2 separate regions of the Homo sapiens genome follow, and region 1 is linked to region 2. The links are chromatin loops, found by intact Hi-C in ENCODE. Cell type or tissue: gastrocnemius medialis. All regions are shown on one strand. Each heading gives the region's core, and the rest is flanking DNA. Links, peaks and the distances in the headings are about the cores only. Region 1 has its middle 25 kb from the start of IER5. Region 2 overlaps MR1 (major histocompatibility complex, class I-related).

Region 1 (8,413 bases), core at 245-8,244, 51 kb before region 2:
GCCTTTCCCAGGAGTAGAAGCTACAGCCTCACAGAGCCCCGGGGTGCTCTGATACCGGTTCTGCCACTTAAGCTGCTCTCCAAAGCTGTGAGTGGCCCTTAAGGAGGAAGGACGTGAGTGAGGCTCAGGGCACACACCCTTGGCCTGGCTAAGGGTAGAGGTGTCCAGTGGCAGGAGAGCCAGAGATAGTGCTTGGGGAGGCAGGAATGCTGGTCTTCTAAGAGCATGCTGGGCTTTTTCTCTTTCCTTCCTAAAGCCAGTGGCCTGCTCACCGCCCTTCTTTCTGAGCAGCTCTCTCAAGGCCAGGCTAAGGACAAGGCATAGATGTGGAGCTGAAAGGTTAAGCTCCCTACCCTCCACCCCTGCTGGTCTCCAGAAGGGGACAATTGGAATTCAAATATCCAGTGTCATGAAGCCAAGGAGAGAGGTGGCATAGGAGTCTATAAAGCCAGCCCACTAGCTTCTCTCTCCTGGGAACTCCCTGGTTTATGAGCTGCCAACCCGAGCTTCATGGGTGAAAAAAGCACCCAGACTTCCAGAAAATTGTCTGAGAATGACAGCCTTCCAGCTCTGCCTTCAGTCTCCATCCCCCATGTCCTGCATCCTGGATCTAGCAACAATATTCTGATGCACACCATCTCTTTTCTTTGGCTTCTCTCCCTCCATGACACAAAGGCCAGAGTATGATAGCCTGCCTAGAAATCAAGACCATGATAACTAATTAAAGTCATAGACTTCCAGACTGTTAAATCTTAGTGTGGCATTAGACATGATCTAATCTAACATCCCCATTTTATAGACGGGGAAACTAAGGCCCAGAGAGAAAGGCAGTTGATGTACAATCACACTGCTAGTTAGTGGCAAAACTGAAATCAGAGCTCAGACATCCTGTCCTTGCTCAACTGTTATTTCCAACATATGAACCTGCCCTTTGACTCTGATTGCCCTTTGGGTTCAGGCCACAGAGAAGATTATTTTTAAAAAATCGGTGGGGCATGTTGGCTCCACAGTTTGGGAGGCTGAGGTGGGCATATCCCTTGAGCACAGGAGTTCAGGACCAGCCTAGCCAACATGTCGACACCCCATCTCTACAAAAAATACCAAAAAAATTAGCTGGGCATGGTGGCATGACCTGTAGTCCCAGCTATAGGGGGCTGAGGTGGGAGGATCACTTGAGCTCAGGAGGTCAAGCCCAGTGCAGTGAGCTGTGAGCATACCACTGCATTCTAGCCTGGGTGACAGATCAAGACCCTGTCAAAAAAAAAAAAAAAAAAAAAAAAAAAACGCCTGGGTGCAGTGGCTCATGCCTGTAATCCCAGCACTTGGGAGGCTGAGACAGGCGGATCGCTTGAGCCCAGGAGTTCAAGACCAGCCTGAGCAACATAATGAGACACTGTCGCTATAAAAAGATTTTGGTTTTTTTGTTTTTCAGGATGAAGTCTCACTCTATTGCCCAGGCTGGAGTGCAGTGGTGTGATCTCAATTCACTGCATCCTCCTTCCACCTCCCGGGTTCAAGCGATTCTTGTGCCTCAGCCTCCTGAGTAGCTAGGATTACAGGCACCAGCCACCACGCCCAGCTAACTTTTGTATATTCAGTAGACACAGGCTTTTGCTATTGTCTAGGCTGGTCTCAAATTCCTGACCTCAAGTGAACCGCCCATCTCAGCCTCCCCAAGTGCTGGTATTACAGGCGTGAGCCACCACGCCCAGCCTCTATGAAAAGTTTTAAAGTTAGCCAGGCATATTGGCGTGTGCCTGTAGTCCCAGCTACTTGGGAGGCTGAGGTGGGAGGATTGCTTGAGTCTGGGAGATCGAGTCTGCAGTGAGCTATGGTCACGTCACTGCACTCTGGCCTGGGAAACAGATGGAGACCCTGTCTCAAAAAAAGAAACAACAACAACAAAAACTAGTATTGTAGGACTAGATACTAAACACTTTTAACTTTCCCAAAAGTTTTTACAACAGGGTTCTTATCCTATCCTCAAAGCATTGTTTTCAGGTAAATGGAGTTAATAATATTACTCTAGCTGCACAGGTTGGGAAACTGGCCAGAAAAAGTCCCATTAAGTTGAGAAAGATATGTTAAAAGTGGGTAGAAGAGTTCATGTTTGCTGACTCCTTATCCAATGCTCCTTCTACTATACTCCTTGCCTCCAAAAATTCAGCCTTGTTACTCAGAAAAACCTAGCTAACCAAATAATACTGTCACAGAGGCCCCTTCAGAGAAAAGATGTGGACACCAAGTCAGAACCAACACTGCATTTTAATGCTGAGCTAACATGTTTCCTCTTGCAAGTCACTGGTTCCTGGCTGGTCTTGAACTCCTGACCTCAAGTGATCGGCCTGCCTTGGCCTCCCAAAGTGCTGTGATTACAGGCGTGAGCCACCATGCCCAGCTTTTCCCGTATTCTTTCCTTATTTCTCTTTCTCTTTTCACTGCCCCTTTCTTCCCCAGCTTCACCACATTTTTGGGGAAGAGCGTTTCTACCTCTGTTGAATCCCACTCCCAGTTAGGAGAGATGTCGGTGAGAACTGTCCGCTCAGCATTTCTGGATGCCTCTGTTGTAGTTGTTAGTGAGTGGGACCCTCTAGCACCTGTTGCAAGCTGTAGGGTGTTCACCAGGAAGTCTGGCTTGTTAGAGCAATTACCCACTGCTAGCCTTGGCCTCTCTGCCCTGGACAAAGTATTCTTTGCTCAGATTCTTGCAAACATCATGAGAAAGAGTGGTTCTCACACCTTAGAGAGCATCAGAATCACTTGGAGGGCTTGATGAGCAGATTGCTGAGCCCTATTCTCAAAGTTTCTGACTCAGCAGGTCTGGGATGGGCCGGTAATTTGCATTTCAAGTCCTCAAGAGATACTGATGCTGCTGGTCCAGGAACCACACTTTGAAAACCACTGTGATAAAGGACACAATTCATACACTCGGTGGACCGTGGGCCTGGAGTATGGGAGGATCAGATAGCTGGAAAGGAGGGTTGGGGCTGAGGATGAGTGTGACCAAATTTGGCCAGCCAGCTACAGCAGCTCCTCCTGGCTTTCTCCGTGTACTCTGGTGTCCTCCCACATCCCAAAGATGCACGTGTTGGGTGAATTGGCATGTCTCCATGATCCGAGTCTGAGCGAGTGGGGATGTGAGTGTGCCCTGCAATGGAATGGCGGCCTCTCCAGGGTCAGTTCCTACTTTGTGCCCTGAGCTGCTGGGATAGGCTTCAACCCTAAACTGGAAAGCAGGTTAATAATTATCTTATTTTTATTAATCTTTCTTAAATGTATGCATAGCTCACATTTATTTCAGTGTTTAATATTAGAAATGTTTTGAGTCTTTATTAAGAAGTTTAGTGATGGCCAGGCACAGTGGCTTATGCCTGTAATCCCAGCACTTTGGGAGGCCAAGGCAGGTGGATCCCTTGAGCCCAGGAGTTCGAGACCAGCCTGGGCAACATGGTGAAACTCATCTCTACAAAACATACCAAAAAAATTAGCTGGTCAGGGTGGCATGCCCCTGTGGTCCCAGCTACTTGGGAGGCTGAGGTGGGAGGATCACCTGAGCCCAGGAGACAGAGGCTGCAGTGAGCAATGATCCTGCCACTGCACTCCAGCCTGGAAGACAGAGTGAGACCCTGTCTCAAAAAAAGAAAAAAGAAAAGAAAAAGTTTCGTGATATTTTTGTGACCAGAAATATTCCATAGGAACTTAACTCTTGTTTATATCAATTAGTCTGTGGTAAAATTGATTTCAATATGTCATTTTGCTTAAAGTCACAGTTTCCAAGAACCCATCGATCACGTTAGCTGAGGACTTACTGCACACTGAATGTCTGCATATGCAAGCAATATATACGTGTGACTATTTCAATGCTCATCCCCAGATGAATGTAACAAATTGGGAATTGGGCGCCTAGAGATGATTGGTCCTGGCAATTTAGGCCACAATTCTCTCACTGCCGGTCTCCCTTTCAGTTTTCACTCTCTCTCCCCACCCCTCTCAGCCACTTCCCTCCAGAGAAAGTTCCCAGCTCTTCAGATTGCTCTGCTTGTGCCTGCACAGCCAGTAGCTGGCTAGGGGGCAGGGAAGGGAGGTCCGCGGGGGGCTGCAGTGAGAGGAGCCTCAGGTCTCTAAATGCAACTGACCACAAGGCACAGAGACCTGACGGTGGGCATGTAAGGAGTTCAGGGACTTGCTAGCCAGGTGGGAGCAGGCCTTGGGCTGCCACCAAAAGGAAGGAGCAGGGCAGGGACAGGGAGGTGGAGGGGCTGTGGATACAAAGGCACAGCACCAGCTGCGGCTATCATCTGCTGACAATTGCCTCTTTCCCCTCCCGGGCTACTTCAGAAGGCCCAGTCAAAGCCAGATGTCTGCCAGATTTCCAACAGGGCAGGAATCTAGTCCATCGGGAGGTGCAGGAGGGTGGTTCTGGGAGATGGACCACCTCTGTGGAGGGGGAGGCACCCAACCATTCACCCTGGCACCAACCTCCCCTTCCCGTGCTCATCTTGGGGTGGTGGAGGCTGCAGAGAGAAAGAGAATCCCTCTGCAAATCAGCGAGCATGACTGTCCCCAGCTGGCTGCCGAGGCTGCCAGGGAGGGTGGGAAGCAGAGGTCTCACTGCTCAAAGATAAAACACCATGAAAGCTGACCCAGCCCTTCTGAGTCATTTCCCAAGGATCTTCCCAGGAGCCAATGGGCTTAATGTGCCTAGAACCAGCCTTACCTGTGGGCTGAGGAGGTATATCATATATAAATAAAGGGGGAGCCAGGCAGCTCCCCTTCCCCCAAATCCCTCTCTCATCTCCCATAGGAAGGCCAGAAATTGTACTCTCACTTTTCATGGCTATGGGCTGTAAGCTACTTTGGACATGGGGTGCATGAAGATTTTTTCTCTGCAGCAACAAGACGCCACCCGGGAAAGGCCATGGGGTTGACAGGAAAGAAGCAGGGGACAGAAATAGAACTTGAGAAGTCACCACCCCATCCTCTCCCCCATTGAAAACATTTCCTACCAGCATGCTGCAGGAGCATCTTAAACATGCTGCCCTCGGCCCCTGTGAGCAACATGTTTGGCCTCCTCCCTGCCTCCACATCCTCCACACCCTTGCTCCTGCCCGCCTCCCACCTGTCAGGCATGTTGCAAGATTCCATTGACCAATGTTTACAGAATGCTCTGAAGAGAATGATCCAGTTGCCAAACCCCTGAGTCATCTGGCCTAGTCACCCTTTGCTCCTCTGGCTTGGCTTTCCCACCAGAGCAGATATCATGTTCAGCAGCATTTGTTCACAAGGCCTCACCAGCCAGGAGGCCAACAGGCCAAGCAGGCTTCCCAGACCTGCCTTTTTAGAGCAATGCGAGGGAAGAAAAGAAAGAAACCTTTAGTGAATGCCTGCTATATGCAGGGACTGAATCGGACATTCTCACATATATTGAATTATCAAATATTACAAAAAACCTTGTGTGGTAGGCAATGATATTCATTTTTCAGCTGAAGAAACAGAAGCAGACAGGTGAAATGGTTTTACCCAAAAATAGAACTAGTTAGTAGCAGAGCCAAGAGTGGAACCTGATTGTCTTCACCTGAGTTCCCCCGAAAAGCAGAACCTGAGACAAAGGCTTACGTGCAAGTAGTGCGTTTGGGAATATAATCCCAGGAGGCAGAAACAGGGGACAGAGAGTCAATAGGATTCATTATGAAGCTGTCTATGGCTAAGGATCAACTGGTAACCAACCCTGCAACCCTGCAAGACCGTCTGAGGAAACTGAAACTCATCTTAAGATGATCCACCGGGAAAAGAATGGGGGGAAGCATTCATCCACAAGGTACGAACTCCTCCATACTTCTGAGTTGTACATGCACAAAGCTGGGAATCCTGCACAGAACTGGCCACAGGAGCAGAGGCTGGAAGATTTCAGACAGAGAAGACTTGAAGTGGTCCATAAGGCTGTGCACTAAACACAGGTCCCACCACAACTCCCCACACACACGCACACCATCCTAAGTATACTGAGGAACTTACACGAGGTCACTGGGGCACTCAGGGGAGGATCCAAATGTGAATCACAGCTCATGACTTCCATGCATTCATTCAACAAATATTTATGGCAGGCCCACTATGTGCTAGACATTGGGGTTTAGCAGTGAATGAAGAAGACAAGATCTTTGCTCTCATGGAGCTTAAATTCTAGTGGGGGTGGGGAGGACACGGACAACTGGCAACTAAACAAATAAACAAGTGATGATTCTGTATCAGGCACAGTGCTAAGCACTGAGAAACCCCAGAAGAAATTGTTTGTTTCTTAGGAAGACAAAGGAGCTTGGCCAGGCACAGTGGCTCACACCTGTAATACCGACACTTTGGGAGGCTGAGGCGGGTGGATCACCTGAGGTCAGCTCAAGACCAGCTTGACCAACATGGCAAAACCCCATCTCTACTAAAAATACAAAAATTAGCTTGGCATGATGGCACATGCCTGTAATCCCAGCTACTTGGGAGGCTGAGGCAGGAGAATCGCTTGAACCTGGGAGGCAGAGCTTGCAGTGAGCCAAGATCACGCCACTGCACTCCAATCTCGGCAACAAGAGTGAAACTCCATCCCCCCAACCCCCGAAAAAAAGGAAGACAAAGGAGCAAATGATCACAATCTAATAGATAACTGCCGTGACTGGGTTGACTGGGAGAACAGAGAAGGGACCTCTTACCCCAGAATGGGGAGACATGGGGCATCGGGAAAGTAACTCTGGAAAAGACGAGCCACAAGTTCTTTCAAAGGCCTCATAGGAAGAGCCAGGCATCTCTGGATTGGGAGAAGGGAAGGATATGCTCCAGGGAGAGTGAACAGCATGGGCAAAGACACAGCAGAATGACAGTAGACCATCCTCTGGAAAACTACAAACACCTCCATGTGTTTGGACTAGAAGGTGCCATGCATGTGGGATGGTGTCAAAAGATGAGGCAGTAAAAGTAGGCAGGGAATGGACCACAAAGGCTTGAATATCTAGTACTGGAGAATTTGAATTTAATCCTGAAAGTGAAGGTGAGCCTCTTTTCACCCTCTAAGCTCAATTAGCTCTTGAACGTGTCAGCTAAGGATGCAGATAAAACCAAACAGTCCAACACAGAGGTTGACAGGTGGAGATGGGAAATGCAGGGAACCTCAGGAGGAAGGCTCAGTGGCCTTGGAGTAACCAAAAATGGCCAGATCTGAGTTGCCAGAGTTACACGTTAATCACTCAGCTCTCAGAACTTGATTATGCACGCGGGCATGGGGGCTCCCTCTTGGTCACTCTGACTAGTGCAACAGGCTTAAGACCAGTTCCTCTGGGGCTGAAGAGTCCATCCTCTGCCCCATCTCTTTCAGCTTCCAGCTCAGCCCCTCCCCTCCACTGCCTTACCCTTTGCAGGGGAACTCCCAGGTGTCTGGCATTGAGGACCCTGGGTTCAGGCCAGGTGCCTCTGGCCCTCATTTGGTTTGCATATGATACCTGCCAGGGCTTTCTAGCTGAACCCCACCAGTGAGAGCTAACACCAGAAAAGCAACTGGCATCTGGCTGCCTCTCTTGCAGAGGGTTGTCACATCCATCATCTGGGCAGGAGAAGGGCTCCCTGCAGCTCACAACCACATCCCACAATTCCCCCGCAGAGCCCTTATCAAATGGAGCCCCTGGCTTCTGTTCATTCTTCAAAGCAAAGAAAGCTGAGGTGATCTGAATGCAGACAGGAGCAAAACTCCCAGAAGTAGCCTTCCTATTCTCATATTCAAGGTAGAATAAAATCTCACTCCAGCCCCCATCTACCTCACGGAGGTTCCCAGATATCCCAGGCCACAGAGTCAGGTCCACAGGCCCTATGGTTCAGAGATGGCTGAGCACCTCTATCCTGCAAGCCAGGACCCGGGGGCAGCTCCAGAGTCCTTCAAGCTCACCAGAGATGAAGCGCAGACAGCAAAGAAGGCTTCTAACCCTAACCCCCATGTTTATTTGTTTTTTTCCTCCCTGGACCTGTCCCCATCCCCATCATTCCCTGGTCCCAGATCCCATTCCTTCAGGCTCTTGGTCTGTGCTGGGTGGCCCTTTTCTGTGCCTGCTGCTCTGCAACTTACAGCACACAGTCATCAGGAGTGCAGAGGCAGCATTTGCATTTCAATGGGTACCCAAAATCATGCCTCAAAACTAGACCAATGTCCCCAAAGAAGCTACAGGCTAGTAGGAGACATGGTTAGGGGCATGTGAGTGCCTGCCCCTCCTCCTGAGACCCTTCAAATCACACCCAGGTCCTTCCCAAGCTACAAGAAATGATCCCCTGAAGGACATTCTGGGCATAGGATTCTGAGAGTGTCCACAGCTGTGGTAGAGGGAGGTTATTCCAGGACACACACAGACATAAACCAACAAAGCAGAGGTTTGCATCCCTGAAG
Region 2 (8,413 bases), core at 34-8,033:
GAATCAACAAGTAGCGAATGTTATCCACGGGTTTCACTGACATGTCCATGAAATGTGTGGTAACTTGCTTCATTTGGCCCTTTAGGCCTTGTTCAGCCTTTAAGTCACATCATCAAAGTCAGAGGAAAAAGATTCAAACTTTCCTAAATTTATCAGGGCCTTTATTAATTTTTGATTCATTGCACAGATGTTTGAACTCCTTTGTTCCCAAGATTAAGTACAGAACATAGTGTCGGCGAAAAGAATCGAACTCTGTAAAATATTTGAAGAGATTTATTCTGAGCCAAATGTGAGTGAGTGACCATGGCCCAGGAGGTCCTGAGAACATGTGCCCAAGGTGGTCAGGGAGCAGCTTGGTTTTATATATTTGAGGGGGGCATGAGACATCAATCGAATGCATTTAAAAAATACATTGGTTTGGTCCAGAAAGACTGAACAACTCAAAGTGGGGGCTTCCAGGCTATAGGTGAATTTAAACATTTTCTGGTTGACAATTGGTTGAGTTTGCCTAAAGACCTGGGATAGATAGAAAGGGAATGTTCAGGTTAAGATAAAGATTGTGGAGACCAAAGTTCTTTTTAAGTCTTACAGTGGCTTAAAGACAATAGGGGACAAATGTTTCCTATTCAGATCTTAGTTAATCTTTTTAGGATTGGGAGGGTCTGGAAGAAAAAGATCTAGCTATGTTAATAGAGATTCTTTACAGATGCAAATTTCCCCTGACAAAGAACAGCTTTGCAGGGCCAATTCAAAATAAGGCAAAGAAACATGTTTTGAGGTTTAAAATATATATATATTTAAATTAATATTAATATTTAAATTACATTAAAATTGATATATTTAAATTAATATTAAATATATTACATATCATATATATATATGTTTTTTTGAGATGGAGTCTCACTGTGTCACCCAGGCTGGCGTGCAGTGGCGTGCAGTGGCGTGATCTCGGCTCATTGCAACCTCTGCCTCCGCTGGGTTCAAGTGATTCTCCTGCCTCAGCCTCCCGAGTAGCTGGGATTACAGGTGACTGCCACTGCGCCCATCTAATTTTTGTGGGTTTTTTTTTTTTGAGACGGAGTCTTCCTCTGTAGCCCAGGCTGGAGTGCAGTGACGCGATCTCGGCTCACTGCAACCTCTGCCTCCTGGGTCCCGGTTCAAGCAATTCTCCTGCCTCAGCCTCCCAAGTAGCTGGGATTATAGGCACACACCACTATGCTCAGCTAATTTTTGTATTTTTAGTAGAGACAGGGTTTCACCATGTTGGCCAGGGTGGTCTTGAACTCCTGACCTTGTGATCCGCCTGCCTCGGCCTCCCAAAGTGCTGGGATTCAGGCGTGAGCCACCACGCCTGGCCAGGTTAAAATATTTTGATTTTCTTCTTTGTCTGGTAATGTTATGTCAGAGTCAAGTTGGAAAATAAATCATGATATGTAGGGTTAAATAAAACCCATCTGATGAGAATTTATGATTTATAGAGCATGACTCCCCAGTCCCCTTAGATAAGAATTTGGGCAAGATAAAAAAATCAGAGTTTAGTCCTCAATAGTTTTAAGTGGATGACACCTCACAGTTTTGGTCAGGCATTGATGGAGTGGGCCTACTGTGTGCAGATAGGACAGTGCCCTGTGTGCAGATAGGACAGTGCCCAGACTCAAGACAGTGTCTTGAGTCTGAATCATGCCTCTGCCACTTATTAACTATATAACCTTGTCAAGAAATACAATTTATCTGAACTTCAACAAAATAATAATAATAATACCTGCTGCCAACGTTGTTATGAGGAATAGAAGTAATATATGTGAAGTACCCAGTGCATAGTAAGCACCCATAAATGGTGGCTGCGATTATATGGGACATGGGGAGCAGTCCCTGGAGAGCACGTAGAGGAAGACACATCCCAGATGCCATTTCTTTGCAATATGCTTGCACACACACATCTCCTTTAATCCCCACTTTGACACTGGAAGACAGGTATTGACTAGCCCCGGGTTTTATAAAAATGAGGCTCAGAGAAGTTAAACAACTTAAGATCACCCTGATACTAAGTGAAGGACACAGAATTCACATTGTGCCCTTAAGGGGTTTATAGTCCAGCCAGGGAGATAAGCCGAGCAGAAACAGATAAATACCAACACAGAATAGCTAAGTGTCAGTTGAGTGGCAGAGCTGAAAAGCACTTAGGCGTTTAGTAAGGGAATTATTTCTCTGAGGATAGGCTATCAGGAAGACAAAAGGAAACTAGAGGATTAGAAGTTCCTCTGTCTCACTGAACATCTCTGAGTTCCTTGCTGTCGCCATCGCCACTGCCTATGGGTCCTCTTAGCCCAGCCCAGCGGCTGCAGGGAAGGAGGCAGTGCTGAGCCCTTCATCCTCCCCATGTCCTTTGTTTCATGGCATATTTATGTGCAGGCCCTCCCATCTCACTTGAAAGTTTTATTCAACCTGTGTCTTCAGTATTACTATGAAAGCTCACTGTCAGAGTTGTATTTCTTTCTTTCTTTTCTTTTTTTTTTTTTTTTTTTTTTTTTTTTGAGACAGAGTTTCGCTCTTGTCGCCCAGGCTGGAGTGCAATGGTGCAATCTTGGCTCACTGCAACCTCTGCCTCCCAGGTTCAAGTGATTCTCCTGCCTCACCCTCCCAAGTAGCTGGGATTATAGGCACCAGCAACCACACCCAGCTAATTTTTTTGTATTTTTAGTAGAGACGGGGTTTCACCATGTTGCCCAGGCTGGTCTCGAACTCCTGACCTCAAGTGATCTGCCCGCCTTGGCCTCCCAAAGTGCTGGGATTACAGGTGTAAGCTACCGTGCCCCCAGCCAGAGTTGTATTTCTTCTGTTAGCAGAAAACCCAGGGACTGTTTTATAGAAATGCATTCTAGATTACAATCTCTAAAATTATTTTCTGTGATGTGAGCTTGATTTTTCTATAAGCATATGTCTGGGCCATTTTTGTACTTGCTAATTTTCAGAACATCATTGTGCTGTGTTGCCTACAGAGTCTGGCTTGTAGGAGCAGCAGTTCATTTTGTCAATATGCATATGTACTGAGTGCCTACTATGTGCCAGGCACTGAAGTGTCAGGCCTTATGGCGCATATATTTCATGAATGGTTGATTAACTAATGAAGGCCATAAGAATTTGATTTAAATATCAGTATTTGTGGCAGATTATTAATAAGAAACTGGGGTAAAAAAAACTCTGTGGCTTGAATGAAAATATGGTGTATACCATGCCACACAGAAAAAACGAATAATTCCTTGTGGCTGGGGGCAGTCTCTAAAAATGTCATCATTAGGCCCAGAAACATGTCATCTTGTAGACTAATTTCAAGTCTGTGAAGCTGCACTAGTTTACAGATCTTTGAAATTTGATCTCAATTTCAGTTGCAAAGACCTAAATTGGATTAGAACAGCTTGCCTGTCTTCTTCAGGGATCCTCAGGGACCAATGACCATTCAGTCTTTTAACAGTAAGGTGAAGGGCTGCCCATGTGCTCGGCCTTGGTGGGTTACATCTGGTTTGGCAACTTCCTGTTGTGTGTAACACAGGGACTGTGCATTCGTAGCTGTTTCGTGAGTAATATGCAGAGTGCATGTGTTGGGTATTTTAAAGTACGTGAGAGGGTTGTGTTTCAGCAGCTGATGGGATGCCAAATGTTTGACTTTTTATTATTCCAGCCCTTCAGATTTCCCCAGAATTGTCACCTTCTAGAGCGTGTGTCTTGCCAGTGTGTTCCAGGAATTCTCTATTTATGCCACTGTGATGTTGCTCAGAAAACAACAGAGCTTTCGGTTAGTTCAAGTAAACTTAGAATCTGCGCTGATGCCTCAGAAAGGAAGAAAGGCCAGGACGGCCTCGGCTTGGGTGGCACTCTTATTTCTCCCTTGGTTTCACTTCCTTATTTTCGTGGCTTCCCATTTCATCCTGTAGCCTCCTCTCAGAAGCTGTTTCCCCCCTTCCTACTCCCTTCCCACCCCCGGGTTGTTTCCCCGGTTGTTCCCACACTCTAGCCCATTTGTGTCCTCAGAGGTCTGGCCGCTGCCACTGCACCTGCCTCAGACCCAGTGTCACCTCGCCAGGGCTTCAGCCAGCCTGACCTTCCAGCTGCCACCCAGCAGCTCAGCTTAGGGACTCAGAACCTTCTGGCCCAGACCTTCATACCCAACTCCCGCCCAGGGGCAAATGCAGAAGCCTCTGCTGGTGCAGCCAACACGGAGTGGGGGCAAGGCGGAGAGGAAAAGCAACAGCTCAGGGTGTGGTAAGAGTGCTCAGGGTGCTTCCCAGCTCAGGGCATTGGTAAGAGTGGGTGGAATTTGCATGTTAAGAACTTTCATTAACCAAATACCCAAATGGTGACAGAAAAGCAAATTCAGACTAGTTACATTTCTGGAAGGTTTCAGATATTTGGGCCCCCAAGATGGCTGAGAACTCATTTCTCAGCACCTCTTCTCATAGCCTTCGAGAAAAACAGTACCTCCCATAAGAACCTCCGAATTCTATCTTTGTCTTTAATATGTATGTGTTGGGTGGGGTGGGGGTATTGATGGAATGTTTCAGATCACTAATCTCACAGACAATGCAATGACAAGATAAAGTTTATTAGATGGAGAATGTTAATACAGCTGAAACCTTTGAAGAATTCAGACCAGTCCTCAAACCATTCATCCTGAGTACCTGGAATGTTATATGATCTTGAGTGGGATATTTCCCCTCTATGACTTCAGCTGTAAGATGACACTGTTCTTTTGTACCAGTACATGAAGACTAGCTAATTAAAATACTATACTAGTTCATTCAAAAAGTATTTACTGAGTTGCTACTACGTACAAGGCATCATGCAAACAGACTGTGCAGTATTACATAAAATTTTTAAAATAGATTTCCATAAATAAACACCATGATAGGATTATGTAACATCTTCCAGGGAATTTTAACCGTTTGGATGTACTACACAGTGGTTCTGGTTCTACCAGTCTAAATGAATTGACTTGTTTTTTTTTCCACCATCACTCCTCCCTTTCAATTCAATTCATTCATTCTGGTGTGCAGCCCATTTCTGTCTATTTTCTAATGATATGACCAGAGCCACCATGTAGGCTTGTGCCCTGCACAAGGATAGATACCCCACTGGGGAACAAACGGGACCAAAATCTACTCTGTGTTCTGCTGGCCAAGCCGGGTGACCTGGCCTGGGCTGGCGTCCTCCCAGAAGAAGGGTTCATTTTTCCAGTTTGCACACATGTGCTATTTGTGGGTTAGCTGAGGCCCTGCTTATGTCTTCAGTTGGTTCACAAACCAGAAACAGAACAAATGGCCATCATTTGATTACAAATGTAATCAAACTAGATTTACAACCAAGGCTTGCTGAGTGGCATTATGGGTTTTATCCTGTTGCATGGCAAGCCGCTCATGCACGGGCTGTGCTCAGTGTCCTTTTTCCTCAGCCATGCCAGCCATGGGGAAGCAGGAGGGGAGCTTGTTGGAGAAGGTGGCCTCAATGAGAGCCTTGGTGCATTCCCCTGAAGCCACAGTTTGGGGCTTCTCCCTCAGCAGGGGTCTCCACAGTCTGAGTGTTTTCAGAAATCTTATATCCAGGGGACCCCAAATCTTATGTCCAGGCCCCAGGGTCTGAACTCATATTTAAGTACTGAAAGGCATCAGCATCTCCCCTCTGGTTGAACTTGACCTTCTTACTGAGAACCAGCCAGGCAGGCATCAGAAGCCTCAGGCTCCAGAGGAGAAGCTGGTGGGCAAATAGGTCAGGAGCAACTGCTTTCACCATCAGGGATGAAAGTTGAAGACCAAGAACACTTCCTTGTCCTGTGGTGCAGGGGTTGGGATGGAGGGGTGAGTCTTATAAATGGAAGAGAACTAAGTGTTGTGATTTAAAGGAAGAACATTTGCCTCCTGCCCCCAAATGCTCCCAAACTCTCCAAAATTCCACAGATTCCTTTGGCTTAACTCCTTTCACAGAGGTAAGCTAAGGTAGTCAGTCTCACTGTAGTTGCGGTGAATTCATTTAATGATCTTGGTTTCCTAACTGCTAGATAATCCAGTGGAGCCAAAAAATTTTGGTGGATTGAGGGAACCTACAGAGGTTGGGTAGAGATGTGTTAGGAGTTGAATTGTTTCCTCCAAAAAATTCATGTTGAAGTTATAACCCCCAGTACCTCAGAATGTGGCCTTCTTTGGAAATAGGGTTGTTGCAGATGTAATTTGGGAAGGTGAGGTCATCCTGCAGTAGTAGAGTGGGTCCCTAATCCAGTATGACTGATGGCCTCATGAAAAAAGGAAATTTGGACACAAAGCCATGCATGCAGGGAGAACACCAAATGAAGACTAGAGTTACGCAGCCAGAAGGCAAGGAACAACCAGAAGATAGGAGGGAAGCCTGGAACAGATCCTTTCCCAGTCCCTTTAGAGGCAGCATGTTTCTGCCAACACTTCATTTTGAACTTCTGGCCTCCAGAACTGTGAAACAATAAATTTCTGTTGTTCCAAGCCACCCAGTTTTTGTGGTACTTTTAAACGACTACCCTTGGAAACCAGTACAAGGTGGAACGGGGAGACGATGGAGAACATGACATTGTGACATGTTGCATCTTTCCCAAAATGGCCACAATGATATCTCCCAACTACATGCTCTTCTTACAATGTAACTCTGACAATCTTCCTATTGAGTGTTGGGTTCTATACACCCTCTTTTTGAACCTGAGCAGGATTTTATGACTTCTTCACCAATGAGAGTATCACAAGAATGACATTTTGTGACTTCCAAGATTAGATTATATAAATGCTATGCACTTTGACTGTGATCTCTTGGGATACTCACTCTGAGGGAAGCTAGCTGCCATGTAAGCAGTGACTGCCCTGAGGCCACCATGTTGTGAGGAAGCCCAACCCACACAGAGAGATTACATGGAGAGTTCCTGAGACTACATGGAGGAGATGTAGCTGATGCCTGGCCACCACCCCTGGCTGCCCCATTTCTGTTCCAGCCACCACTTGCCTCCAACTCCATGAGAAGCCAGAACTGCTTACCCAAGCCATATCCAAATTCCTGACCCATAGAAACTATGAAAGAAAATAAAATGGGTATTGTTTTAAACCAATAGGTTTTGGGTTTTGTTACACAGTCTGTGGGGTTTGGGGCAACCAGAAGCTAGAAGGACAATGGAGAAAGGGAGGCCAGAGTGAAAAGGAGATGCAGAGATGTTACAGAGACATACAATGCTCAAAGATGGCAATTTCCAAAGAAAGAGAGGTGAAGGCAGCTCAGGCAGTGGAATCATCAACCTCTAAAAAGCACAATGTACTGAATGTCCTGAAGCTATTGGGGAAAAAAAAAAGATGAAAAGGGCAATGCAGTTAAGTGGGAAACACCTGGGCTGGGAGATGCCTGTGCTTCTTCCTAGCTCTGCTGCCCACAGCACATGGCTATGGGCAAAGCCCCCTGTCCTCCTTGGAGAACATTCTGTGAACTAATACACTGTGTGTGAGAAAATAGCAAACTCCAGAGAGCAGGTGCTAACAAGCAAGAATGTGTCCCCTTGCACCAATTCTGGGGTCATCAAGCACTCTACAGATTGTGATTTAGTTGTTCTTATGTAGATTTTCCTGCTGGAAGGTGTACTGACCAGCTGAGACAGATATCTGACCCACTTAGCAATTGTGTTTCTCACAGTAAATTAATACATTGGCACTCCACTTTATATATCCATCTGATCACTTTGTGGGGACACTAGACCTGCATATGTGAGGACAAAGACCCCAGACAGTGGTTTTCAAAATAAGGTGTGACTGCTCTGTGTGACTCTGGCAGAAAATGATCAGCTGGCCTCCCTAGTGGACAATCTGTTCCTCATAGCTACAAGTGCAAAAACATCTTCTCTCAGGCCAAAAAAAGAAGAGGAGAAACCAAGTCATTCCTCAGAAATAAGGAAAGGATCACAACTTGGAAATCATGGGAGTAAGAGGAGAGAGGAAAGGAGGACTGGCCCCTGATGGGAGAGCTCAGAAACTCTCGATGGAGTCTTGTTGGATTTTTCACCCTGCTCTTTAAACTGCTTTCTCTCCCTTAAATGTACCACATCAAAAACATCTGCCATTTAAATTTACCACATCTTGGTCTATATGCACATCAAAAACAAACAAACAAAAAAAACAAAAACAGGTAATAAATACAGTGGAGTTAAAAAAAAAAAAAAGAACAGAGTTGAACAGGTTTCTCATCTAGTGTTCTTGATCCAAAATATTCAGTAAAGAAAATTCAAAGCCAAAACATAGCTGTGGCAATAGCACAGTTATTTGTTTTTAATGTTTAGATCATGGTGTCAAATATTTCATAGGTTATGATTACTGAGCATCTGTACTCAACAACCATGAAGTAATGAAGCAATAACAAGGCTAAA

What was found. Peaks named below come from ENCODE experiments on the same cell type or tissue, not always from the same donor. Only the 100,000 strongest peaks of a DNase experiment are listed, where the experiment ranks them.
Region 1: it touches region 2 in a loop (6-fold over the local background); 2 of 110 quality-filtered maps call a loop at or near these places.

The regions. Positions count from the first base shown.
Region 1 is chr1:181,109,412-181,117,824 of GRCh38, reverse strand. No RefSeq gene overlaps it. Among named protein-coding and RNA genes, the nearest start is that of IER5, 25 kb to the right of the region's middle. RefSeq lists an enhancer at 4,805-6,004. In gastrocnemius medialis, for the core only: no CTCF peak of the experiment used is centred there; DNase peaks (open chromatin) are centred at 4,374, 5,154, 6,031 and 7,290; H3K27ac peaks cover 3,238 bases.
Region 2 is chr1:181,058,105-181,066,517 of GRCh38, reverse strand. MR1 (major histocompatibility complex, class I-related) reads right to left here. Exons shown (of 6, transcript NM_001385161.1): 6 at 4,580-8,413. Among named protein-coding and RNA genes, the nearest start is that of IER5, 26 kb to the left of the region's middle. RefSeq lists enhancers at 3,671-3,720, 4,361-4,490. In gastrocnemius medialis, for the core only: no CTCF peak of the experiment used is centred there; DNase peaks (open chromatin) are centred at 3,527, 4,097 and 5,359; H3K4me3 peaks cover 1,124 bases; H3K27ac peaks cover 4,872 bases.